Linked DNA regions of Homo sapiens: region 1 is linked to region 2. The links are chromatin contacts, found by Hi-C or POLR2A ChIA-PET in ENCODE. All regions are on one chromosome and are shown on one strand. Each heading gives the region's core, a stretch centred on a gene start or an enhancer-like site at or near the end of the contact. The rest is flanking DNA. Distances are from core to core; before and after follow the strand shown.

Evidence for each region. Hi-C counts contacts between places; a loop is a spot of excess contacts on that map. ChIA-PET counts read pairs that join two places held with the same protein, here RNA polymerase II (POLR2A). Pooled maps may share reads with other maps.
Region 1: a pooled map shows a loop between it and region 2 (2.9-fold over the local background). The contact joins the enhancer-like site here to the promoter of FUZ in region 2. A Hi-C loop is called at or near these places in 2 of 50 pooled maps. POLR2A ChIA-PET finds 5 or more read pairs at or near these places in 4 of 52 experiments (BJ, PC-9, activated CD4-positive, alpha-beta T cell and 1 more).

The regions. Positions count from the first base shown.
Region 1 is chr19:50,001,596-50,007,970 of GRCh38, reverse strand. VRK3 (VRK serine/threonine kinase 3) reads left to right here. Exons shown (of 15, transcript NM_016440.4): 5 at 145-402. Among named protein-coding and RNA genes, the nearest start is that of VRK3, 21 kb to the left of the region's middle. RefSeq lists a silencer at 3,762-3,821. Within about 2 kb of position 3,875, at least 12 of the 41 ENCODE cell types and tissues checked have a DNase peak (open chromatin) inside an H3K27ac peak, as active enhancers do; they include PC-9, where a contact is called at or near this core.
Region 2 is chr19:49,811,987-49,817,657 of GRCh38, reverse strand. FUZ (fuzzy planar cell polarity protein) reads left to right here and starts at 4,366. Exons shown (of 11, transcript NM_025129.5): 1 at 4,366-4,662; 2 at 4,922-5,043; 3 at 5,323-5,407. The coding sequence starts at 4,552. RefSeq lists enhancers at 3,803-3,852, 4,063-4,302, 3,689-4,495.

The sequences.
Region 1 (6,375 bases), core at 2,626-5,125, 190 kb before region 2:
AGGCCTGACTCATAGAAGGTCCCAGGAAATGTTTGTTGAATGAACGAATTTGTAAAGGAACAGTATTTTGCGTGCTGTTTCACTCCCCATCTAACTTTTCTCTCCTGGATGGTGCTTTTACTTTATTCTTACATCCTCCTGCAGGCTCCGGGAGCAGACCCCCAACCCCCAAAAGCAGCCCTCAGAAGACCAGGAAGAGCCCTCAGGTGACCAGGGGTAGCCCTCAGAAGACCAGCTGTAGCCCTCAGAAGACCAGGCAGAGCCCTCAGACGCTGAAGCGGAGCCGAGTGACCACCTCACTTGAAGCTTTGCCCACAGGGACAGTGCTGACAGACAAGAGTGGGCGACAGTGGAAGCTGAAGTCCTTCCAGACCAGGGACAACCAGGGCATTCTCTATGAAGGTACACTCTGTCCATGGGCGGCCAGGGACTGGGTCGTCTCAGCACCAGGACAGTGGGAGGGGACCCCGTTCTGAGAATGGGAATGGAAGCCACATCCCTAGCTGCAGACCTGTCGCTAGGCAACTTTCTCTTAGACCTTGGACTCTATACCTACCCACCTGCAGGGCCGGGCAATAGTGGGAATGAGTGCAGCAGGCTGGAGTAAGGCAGTTGGGAGTGGCGGGGACTGCGGCCAGTTGGCATGTGCCCTGTGTGAAGTGTGCCCCTCCTCACCCCACCTGCTACCTGCTATTGTCACGTGGGAGTGCAGGCCCAGGGGCTGCATGTTAAGGATGGTTGTTCTGGCCAGTGTGCAGAGAGAGGATGGATCCCCACGTAAAATTTGGTTCAAACATCGAGACTGATGATGTCACACACACACCAAGAGGATGTGAGAGGTTTATTGCTTACATAATAGGGGTCTCTGTGGAGAGCAGGCAGGCCTCCCACACAGATCTGAGATGCCTTGAGAGTGAGGAAAGGAGACTGGTCAGGTGTTTCATCGTGCTTGGGGGTGGGGCTGGGCTCAGGGTTTCTGCACAGGGGCCAACACCATGCATGGTTTGAGTCTCGTGGATGCACACCCCAAAGGAGGGAGCACCCAAGCTTGCTCATCCGCTCACCCAGGTGTGGGATGGAAGGGGAGGAGGGAGGCACAAGGCTGAAAAGCTCAGACTCTGTTACAATGAGGAAAATAATTATGGCAGTAGTATTAGTATTAACTGTAATAAATATTGAGTGCTTCTGCAAGGCCAGGCCTGTTCTAAGCACTTTACATGGGTTTTTCTTTTCCTTTCTTTTCTTTTTGGAACTTTTTAATTGAGATAAAACTCACATAAAAGTTATTCTTTTATTGGCCAGGCGCGGTGGCTCACGCCTGTAATCCCAGCACTTTGGGAGGCCGAGACAGGCGGATCACGAGGTCAGGAGATCGAGACCATCCTGGCTAACGCGGTGAAACCCTGTCTCTACTAAAAATACAAAAAATTAGCCGGGTGTGGTGGCTGGCACCTGTAGTCCCAGCTACTTGGGAGGCTGAGGCAGGAGAATGGCGTGAACCCGGGAGGCAGAGCTTGCAGTGAGCCGAGGTTGCACCACTGCACTCCATCCTGGGTGACAGAGCGAGACTCCGTCTCAAAAAAAAAAATTATTCAGTGAGACTCCATGTCAAACAAAAAGTTATTCTTTTATTATTATTATTTATTATTTTTTATTTTTTTGAGAGAGAGTCTTGCTCTGTCACCCAGGCTGGAGTGCAGTGGCACGATCTCGGCTTTTAACAACCTCCACCTCCTAGGTTCAAGCGATTCTCCTGCCTCAGCCTCTCAAGTAGCTGAGATTACAAGCGCATGCCACCACACCGGGCTAAATTTTTTTATTTTTTTATTTTTATTTTTTGTATTTTTAGTAGAGACAGGGTGTTACCATGTTGGCCAGGCTGGTCTCGAACAGCTGACCTCAAGTGATCCACCTACCTCAGCCTCCCAAAGTGCTGGGATTACAGGCATGAGCCACCACGAAAATTCATTCTTTTAAAGGGTGCAACTGAGTGGCCTTCAGGATATTCAGAGTGTTATGCAACCATCGTCACTATCTAATTCCAGGACGTTTCTGTCACCCCAAAAAGAAACCCAGTAGTTCTGAGCCATCACTCTGATTCTTCCCCCAGTCCACTGGCAGCCACTAACCGCCTTTCTCCCTCCGTGGATTTGCCCCTTCTGGGTGTTCACAGAAGTGGAGTCCTGCGCTGTGTGGCCTCTTGTGTCTGGCATCCCTCACCCAGCGGCGTGTGCTCAAGGTGCATCCATGCTGTGGCGCGTCACTGCCGCACTCCTTTTATGGCTGCGTGATATTCTGCTGTATGGGAACACCCCATGTGGCTTAGCCACTTAGCAGCTGATGGGCGTTTGGGTAGTTTCCGCTTTGGGCTGTTATGAGTAACGCTGCCATGAATATTTGCTTACAAGTTATTTGATGGGCAGAGGTTTGCTAAATTCTCACCGCAGCCTTAGGATGTCAGTACTATCCCTATCCCCATTTTATACATGAGGAACATGGATCCCAGAGATGTGAATTATTAGGCTCTGGGCTCCAGAATCTTCCAAGTTTTCCAGGAAAAGCTTGAAACCTAGATTTCAATAGGAAATCTTTGAATTGGAAGTGCCTGCTGGCCAGACAGGCACGTAGACAATTTTGAGCCTTCCGTTGGCCATCCCTGCCTTGAAGTCTGGGCAGGTGGGCAGGACAGCTGGTGTTTCAGACAGCCCCGAATCTGAGTCCTGACTTGGCTCCGACACACTGAGGGAGCCCCAGCAAACAGCCCAGGCACTCTGTGCCTTGATGTCCTCCACTGGAAAAGTGAGATGACGCCTTGTCCCCTGTCTCCTGGGGCTGTTGGCTCAAATGATGATAGGAGATGGAGGCCAAGCACTTGGAAAACTGTACAGGGTCCTTCCCAGGCAGAGGTAGGCAGTGTTAATAACAGAGGGACAGATAGGCAGGGCCAGGAAAGGTGAGGGAGAGGGGAAAGAGTGTGACCAAGACCAAGCAGGAGCAAGAGAAAGAGGGCCGTGGCTAACACCTAGGGAGCACTCACCTGTGCCAGCACTTTTATTTTTAAGAGATGGAGTCTCGCTCCATCACCCAGGCTGGAGTGCGGTTGTGCAATCACGGCTCACTGCAGCCTCAACCTCCCAGGCTCAAGTGATTCTCCCCCCTCAGCCTCCCGAGTAGCTTGGACTACAGGCAGGCGCCACCACGCCAGGCTAATTTTTTAATTTTTTTTAAATAGAGACAGTCTCACTGTGTTGCCCAGGCTGGTCCCAAACTCCTGGGCTCAAGCGATCCTCCCGCCTCAGCCTCCTAAAGTGCTGGGATTACAGGCAGGATCCCATGCCAGACACTTTGGGAACTCTCTGTGTCTTACCCATGTAATGCTGCCAGCCACACTGTGAGATAGGCACCCATATTACCCCATCCTGCAACTGGGGTACAGAGAGAGGAAGCTACTTGCCCAAGGGCACACAGCCTGGAAGTAGTAGAGCTGGGATTTGAACGCAGGCACTCTGGCTTCTCCCAAGAAAGGGAGAGAAAGGAGAAGGAGAGGGCAGGGAGAAAGAGCGAGAAGGGATCATGATGAGAAGGAATGAGGGGCCGAGGAGCACAGAGGGAGGAGAAAGGGAGAAGGATGAAAACCAACAGTAAGAAAGAGATTGAGGTGAGAGAGCAGGGTGGGGAGAGGGCAGGAGGGCGGGGAAGGAAGAGGGAGAAGGAGAGGAAAACACACAGAGCCAGGAGCTCCTGAGAGAAGAAACCACGCTTGACCTCCCCCAGAAACCCACAGTGGAAGCACAGGAGGAGCTACTCTGGGCCAATGTGGTTTTGGTTTTCCCTTATATGACTCAGGTTGTTTGATAAAAATAGCAAACCCCAGTGCCCAGCCTGTGTGAGTCATCCATTCCTTCAGCAGTCCCTTTATTTATTTATTTTTTAAAGTAGAGACGATCTCACTATGTTGGCCAGGCTGGTCTCAAACTCTTGGCCTCAAGCCATCCTCCTGCCTCTGCCTCCCAAAGTGTTGGGATTATAGGCGTGAGCACTGTGCCCGGTTGCTCAGTGGATCCTTAAGCAGCACCTACCATTTCATGTGTCTGGCCGCGGTGCCAGCACAGACAGTGCAGGGAGAGCGGGGCTGGTGAAGGCCCTGCTGATGCGGAGCTTGCATTTGGGGACACACCACCATTGGGTGACATCGCCCCAGAGCAAATCGCCCTTTTCTTCTGCCAGTTTGCACCAGTCAAGAAGAGATGGTGGAGTTGTATGTCCCGTAATTTAAAGCAATAACAGTAAAACAACAAGAACAAGCTGAATCGTTATGGTTATTCGAGCAGTGGACACTTTACCCCACTCTCTGCGCCATGCTCTAAGCATTTTATTAACTCTTGTGTCTCTGTCCAGTACTGAACTATAATGTCATATATCCCGGGCCTCGCTGAGCTATAGGGGAGAACCACCATCCGTCATCAGTCACATGAATCCGTGCGGCTGCTCACTGCGGTGCACTTGGGAGAGCTGCCCGTGAGCAGCAGCTCAGGGTCGGGCCCACGCTGCCCTCTGCAGCTTCTGCCTTTGCAGATGAAAGGTGGGGCTTGTGTTAGTTTCCTGTGGCCGCTGTAACAAGTTACCACAGTGAGTGGTTTAACACAGCACATGCTTATTCTCCTACAGCTCTGGAGGCCAGAAGTCCAAAATCACTGGGTACGAAGTTTAGGTGTTGGCTCTGCTGATTCCTTCTGGAGGCCGGAGGGGAGAAGTCAGTCAGGGTCCCCAGCAGGGCCTGGGGAGGTGGAAGGCATGGGGCACCCTGGAGCTCAGTGGTGGGCTGGGCTGCCTCTGCTTGCCGCTTGTCGCTTGACCTTTCGAATGACAGCATGACCCTGTGCCTCAGTTTCTTCATCTGCAGAGGGGAGATGGTAATGCTACTGCCCTCACAGGGCTGCAGTCAGGAGAGTGAAATGAGTAGAGTGATGCCGGGAAAACGGCCACTGCCGTATATGTGCTTTCTGGTGTTAGGGTCAGGATGGGTCCCAGAACAGTGCTCCTGCTCCAAGTTCAGGACCAGCTGACCTTTGGGAAGGGGAGGTGCTCACCTGCCTGCATGCCACGCCCTGGTCTTCATTTGGCACATGTAGAGACTTTCCATTTGTCAGGTTTCCGGCAAGCAGAAACCTGGATCTGCCACCCTAGATCACAGAGTCTAGAGCCCTGGGCTTGTGGCCTGTCTCTGCTGGGGCCCTTGGCCAAGCCCCTTTTCCCTTCTGGCCTCCCTTGGCTCCCTCTACAATGAAAATTGCCCAGCTAGCTTTCCAGGCTGTTGGCTGCAGGGCCAGTTAGAAAAGTGAAAGAGAAAAGCTTTTTATAATCTGCAAAGCAGATTATAAAATTGTATCAAATTGCCAGCTTTTCCTGCTTGCCTCTGAGTACCGGGCACGTACGCATTGTCATTAACCTCATGGTGCCTCTGAGAGACAGGCACTGTTACTATGCCTGGGTTCCAGAGCTGGGCGGATGCTTGGTCATGATGTCACAGCCTGCTCCAGCATGATCCCCCCAGTGCTCTCCCCACAGCTGGAAAGGATTTTTCTTTCCCCGAGATGCGGGTCCTGCATACGTCTCCCTCTCTTCCCCTGGGCTCAGAGCACCCTTGGCCTTGAACGTGTAGAGCTGGCTCCCAACCCTGTTCCAGCTGGAGCTTCTTGAGGGCAAGGATGGCTTCTGGGTGACTTTGTCACCCCCCATCCCTCAGCTCAGTGTCTTAGACGATACCAGCCTCGATGATGAAGGGAGAGTGGGAACGATGAGAACAGAGGAAGGAGGGACACCAGCGTGAGTCAGGTGTGCGGGCGACAAGAGCTCAACTCATGGGCTTTGGGATTAGCTAGACCCAGGTTGAGCCAGCTCTGCCACTCCCCGGCTGGGGAGCCCTGGTGTTATGGGGATATTTTAAGGCCACCACCTGTGGAGCAATCCTGATGTGCCAGGGTCCGTGCTGGGCTCTGGGCTGAGTGGGTTCACTGAGCAGTGTGCGTGAAGGGGGATGCAGACTCTTGCTGCACACATCGCTGGTGCTGCTCTTACTCCTGCCAGCCTGTTGAGTCCTTGCAGCCAGTCTCGGGGTAGGCCTTACTGCTCCCATCTTACAGACATGCAAATGGAGGCCCAAAGTCATACAGAGAGCAGATGGAGGAGCTGGGATTTGAACCCTGGGTCAGCCTGGCGTTTCTTGGCCTCTCTCCTCTTCTCATCTGTCAGATGGGACCATGCATGTGAAGCCCACACTTAGCACAGGGCCAGAGACGTGGTGAGGTCTGTAAATGAACAGTAAGGGCTACTGGAGCAGGCTCTGTCGGGGGACAAGCATGCAGGGTGCTTATG
Region 2 (5,671 bases), core at 3,117-5,616:
GCCACCGCGCCGGGCCCGCTGCCCTTGTTTTGTAACCGTTAGATTAAGTTTCTGGTTCTGTTCTTTCGGGCGTGGGGACTAGGGGAGGGACGCGAGAAGGATCCAATCACATCGGCGGAAACGAGGTTACTAGGCGACGCTTTAAGGTCGTCCTCAACTTGGAAGGGAGGGCAGTTGTTTTCCCCCCCGAAAAGAAGCCGAACACCAAACCAAGTGCGGGTTGCTAAGCAACACCTGAGCGTTGTTTTCTGGGAGAGGAGCCAGAAACTGGCTTAGAACGTAAATACATTCCAGGTGGATTAAAAATGTAAGTGCAACAAATGAAACCCGAAAACTATCTGAAGGGAAAAAATCTTAATGACTGCCATGGAGTTTCTTAGCACTACAGCAAAGTTAGAAAACGTAGTCTTCATTAATTTTTCCCAAAAGACTGTATAAACCAAGTTGAAAAATATACGGCCAACTGGGAAAATCTTTCTAGCGTGTTTGTTGACAGAAATGTACTACGCAAATAAATCTTACTGATGAATAACAATATAGAAAAATAGAAACACTTCATTACTATTATCTTTTAATTTTAATTTTTATTTTTTGAGGCAGGGTCTCTTTCTGTTGTGCAGGTTGAAGTGCAGTGGCCCAATCTTGGCTCACGGCAGCCTCTACTCGCACTGGAGCCACTCTTCAGCCTGTGGAGCAGCTGGGACCACAGCCGCGCACTACCACTTCCAGCTAATTTTTAAATTTTTTGTAGAGATGGGGTCTCACTGTGTTGCTCTGGCGTGTCTCAAACTCCTCGGCTAAAGCGATCCCAGGTGTTAGCCATCGTGCCCTGCCACTTTATATTTGTTTTAATAGAAAGAAACCTGACCAGGGCCGGACGCCGTGGCTCACGCTTGTAATCCCAGCACTTTGGGAGGCCAAGGCGGGCAGATCACCCGAGGTAAGGGGTTCAAGACCAGCCTGGCCAACATGGTGAAACTCCTTCTAACTACTAAAAATAAAAAAATTAGCCGTCCTGGTGGGCGTCTGTAATCCCAGCTACTTGGGAGGCTGAGTCAGGAGATTCTCCTGAACCCGGGAGGCGGAGGTTGCAGTCAACTGAGATTGTGCCACTGCATTCCAGCCTGGGCGGCAGAGTTAGACTCCGTCTCAAAAAAAATAAAAATAAATAAATAAAAAGAAACCTGACTAGTTTCACACAAACACACACACAAAATTTTGAATGGCCAGTAAATATTTTAAAACATAATCTTCGGCCGGGCGAGATGGCTCATGCCTGTAATTCCAGCACTTTGGGAGGTAGAGGCGGGCGCATCACGAGGTCAGTATCACTGGGCGTCGTGGTGCCCACCTGTAATCCCAGCAACTCGAGAGGCTGAGGCAAGGAGAATCGCTTGAACCCGGGAGGCAGAGGTTGCAGTGAGCCGAGATCACGCCACTGCACTCCAGCCTGGGCGACAGAGCGAGACTGTCTCAAAAAAAAAACAAAAAAAACAAAAAAAACAGGCCGGGCGCAGTGGCTCATGCTTGCAATCCCAGCACTTTGGGAGGCCAAGGCGGGCAGATCACGAGGTCAGGAGATCGAGACCATCCTTGCTAACACGGTGAAACCCCGTCTCTACTGAAAATCCAAAAAAAAAAAAAAAAAAATTAGCGGGGCGTGGTGGCGGGCGCCTGTAGTCCCAGCTACTCCGGAGGCTGAGGCAGGAGAATGGCGTGAACCCGGAAGGCGGAGCTTGCAGTGAACAGAGATCGCGCCACTGCACTCCAGCCTGGGGGACGGAGCGAGGCGCTGTCTCAAAAAAAAAAAAGTAATAATAATAATAATAATCACCAATTGAAAAGTACTTACAGAAAGCCTAATGATAAAGGTTTTTACCTTTATCATTTAAAATTATTTTTTATTGGGTTTCTATTTTTCTTTTATCTTTTATTTTTATTTTTATTTTTTTTTATTTTATTATTTTTTTTTTGACAAAATCTCGCTCTGTCGCCCAGACTGGAGTGCAGTGGCGCAGTGTCGGCTCGCTGCAGCCTCTGCCTCCCTGGTTCCACCGATTCTCCTGCCTCTGCCTCCCCAGTAGCTGGGACTACAGGTGTGTGCCACCTCGCAGGCAAATTTTTGTATTTTTGTTAGAGACAGGGTTTTACCATGTTGGCCAGGCTGGTCTCAAACTCCTGACCTCAGGTGATCCACCCGTTTTGGCCTCCTAGAGTGCCCGGATTATAGGCAGTGAGCCTGCGGAAGCCCTTTTTTTTTTGAGACAGTCTCATTTGCTGAAGCTTTTTTTTTTTTTTTTTTTTTGAGATGGAGTTTTGTTCTTGTTGCCCAGGCTGCAGTGCAATGGCACAGTCTCGGCTCACGGCAGCCTCCACCTCCTGGGTTCAAGCGATTATCCTGCCTCAGCCTCCCGAGTAGCTGAGTTTACAGGCATGCGCCACCACGCCCAGCTAATTTTGTATTTTTAGTAGAGCCGGGGTTTCTCCATGTTGGTCAGGCTGGTCTCGAACTCCAGACCTCAGGTGACCCGCCCACCTTGGCCTCCCAAAGTGCTGGGATTACAGGCGTAAGCCGCCGCGCCTGGCCTGCTGAAGCCTTCAAATCCATACAATCATATGATTTTACTCCTGTGTGCTTGGCAGGCATCTTTCCAATTTTATGAACACTTTCTTACATTACTAGTATGCCATTGTTACCTGTAACAAAATTAACTTCTTAGTATCATCCAACAGTAAGTGTGTAATCAAACGTTCCAATTGTCTCAAAATGTGTTTTTACAGTTGGTTTATTTGTATCAGGATCCAAACAAAGACCACACACATATTTAGACATTATGTCTCAAGTTTCTTTTCATCTAGAGCAGCCCCCTCTTTTATGCCTGTGTAACTAACATTTTAATAAAGTTGTAAGGAAGATAAAAGTAATCCAGAGAAAGGAAAAAAAATATCAATAGGCAAGAAGGAAGATTAAAATGGTACCTAGGCCAGGCATGGTGGCTCCTGCCTGTAGTCCCAGCACTTTGAGAGGCTGAGGTGGGTGGATCATTTGAGCCAAAGAGTTTGAGACCAGCTTGGGCAACATGGCGACACCCTGTCTCCACAAAAACTACAAAAATTAGCTGGACGTGGTGGGGGCACACCTGTAATCCCAGCTACTCAGGAGGCTGAGGCAGGAGAATCGCTTGAATCCTGGAGGCGGAGGTTGCAGTTAGCCGAGATGGTTCCACTGCACTCCACCTTGGGCGACAGAACGAGACCCTGTCCCCTCTCCCAAAAAAAAAAAAAAGAGAAAAAGATGTACTTTAGGAAGTAGGAAAATTAAAAATTATGCTAGAAAGATGGGCTGATCTGCAAGAAGGAAGAGGAAGGGAAAAATGAATCATAAATACTTTTGTCATTACAAGTAAATGCTGCCTGTGTAAAATAATAAAAATATTCATAAGGGCATTTTAAAAAGTCAGTAAAATGCTGTCCCAGCACTAGTTGGCTAGTCTGGAGGAGTTCAACAACCTAATGTACATCAATACAGAATTGGTCAAATCAATTTGTCACATCCATAAAATAGATTATAAAAATACATTATTAAGATGAAATAGACATACTTTTTCATGGCAAAAAAGAAAGTGTGGAAATGTTAGTATATTGATCATCTTTGTGAAAACGTATGAATAGTCTACGTTAAACTGTATTTTAGGAAAAAAATTGGGGAAGGGATTTTTCACATTTTACATGGTATGCTATCATGTATAAATTCATTACAGAAATGATATTATTTTTATTATTCTGGAAAATAAAGGATTTCCTTGTTTTCTTTTTTCTAATAACAAAAACAACCTTTTTTTTAGTGGTTACTAGGCAACGATCGCTGGACTCAACCACCCTCGAAGGTTGTAGGGGAGATGGTGTTTTTCTCGATTTCGCCCCAAGGAGGGTGCTCGGACTTCGACGTGCCGCCATCTTTGAGCAGGGCACAGCTGTTTACAGCCTTGGAATGGATATCAGGCTGAATGGTGGTTGCTTGGCAACGCCCCGCCACGGTCGCCATCTTTGAGTAGGGCACATTGTTTACTACTATATACTGGAAACCTACAGGGAATGTGGTTGCTAGGCAATGCTTTGGGACCATCGCAATCTTTGATCCGGGCACAGCTGTTTTTTCCGTTTAGAATGTAAATCATCAAAGCCTACAGGATGGTGGCTAGGCAACGCCTTGGCGCAGTCATCATCTTCAATCCGGCTTCTTGGTTCTCTTTACCTCCTCGGAGAAACTAGAAAGCTTTGCAAATTCAATTTGCCGCCATCTTTGTTAGGGGTACCGTGACTTCCGGCTAGGGCGGAAGAGAACCTAATGGGTTTGGGGGAGGTGCCTGAATAGGGTTTGAGGGTCTGTTTGAGTTGGGTGAAGAAGGCGGGAAGTTAATCCTCTTCCAATCAGCTCCCCATCTCGCCCTCTGGCGGCTCCGGACCACAGGCCGAGTTACTCTGATTACCGCCATGCTCCAAGACCCGCACTGACAGTCCCCACGTGAGGGACCGCGGTGGGAGTCCTAAATGGGGGAGGAGGGGACGGGCGGCACTGTGCATCTGCTGTGCCTCGCGGCCTCCAGCGGGGTCCCCCTATTCTGCAGGAGCAGTCGCGGCGGCGCCCCCGCCCGTCAGCAGGTGGGGCCTTGGACGCCTGTATCTAAACCGAAGGGGGTTCGGTGTTTTGACTCTGGGTCTTCAAGGCAGTAGGGGCTGGGGAAGTTTCAGTGTTGAATTTGTAGGACCGAGGAGGCAATGGACCAATAAGCCTGGTTCCCCAAAGAGGCACTGCCAGGTCATATGGAAAGAGGATGGGGCTGGGAGCTGGCACACTTGGGTCCTAAGGGGGAAGGGGATGGGGGGGTGCTCTTGTCTGATGTCCCTAACCCCTCCTTAGCTCCCGTTCTCTGTCATCGGTTCCCTCAATGGAGTCCACATGTTTGGGCAGAATCTGGAGGTGCAGCTGAGCTCTGCGAGGACCGAGAACACGACTGTGGTGTGGAAAAGCTTCCATGACAGGTCCCCAGGAGGGAACGTGGGACAGGGACAGGGCCTGGGTGATAGTCCCTGTTGAAGATGACCCCGGAGGCCTTCCAGCTCTCTAAAAGCAGCTGTTAATTTGGCTATGGGATCTTTAGCAAGCCAGTTACCCTCTTTGATCCCTGATGTTCTCTATAAGAAAGGCAGGTTGGTCTGAGAGAGGATGTATCTGGTGTTCTAGGATCAATGGGCGGACTCCAACATACCCCTTCCTGATTCCCCAGGCCTTGACTCATTCTTCTCACTTCCATTCCACAGCATCACCCTCATTGTTCTGTCATCTGAGGTGGGCATCTCTGAGCTGAGGCTGGAGAGACTACTCCAAATGGTGTTTGGAGCCATGGTGAGACTCACCAGTCCTCTTTTCTCCCCAGACCAGGAATCTGAGATCTCAGCATCCTTTTCCCTCAGACCTAGGAGTGCAGACCACCAACACTTCCTTCCTCAGAACCCAGGAATCTTTTGTTTGTTTGTTTGTTTTGTTTTGAGACGGAGTCTCGCTCTGTTGCCCAGGCTGGAGTGCAGTGGCTTGATCTCGGCTCACTGCAACCTCTGCCTCCCAGGTTCAAGCGATTCTCGTGCCTCAGCTTCCCAAGTAGCTGGGATT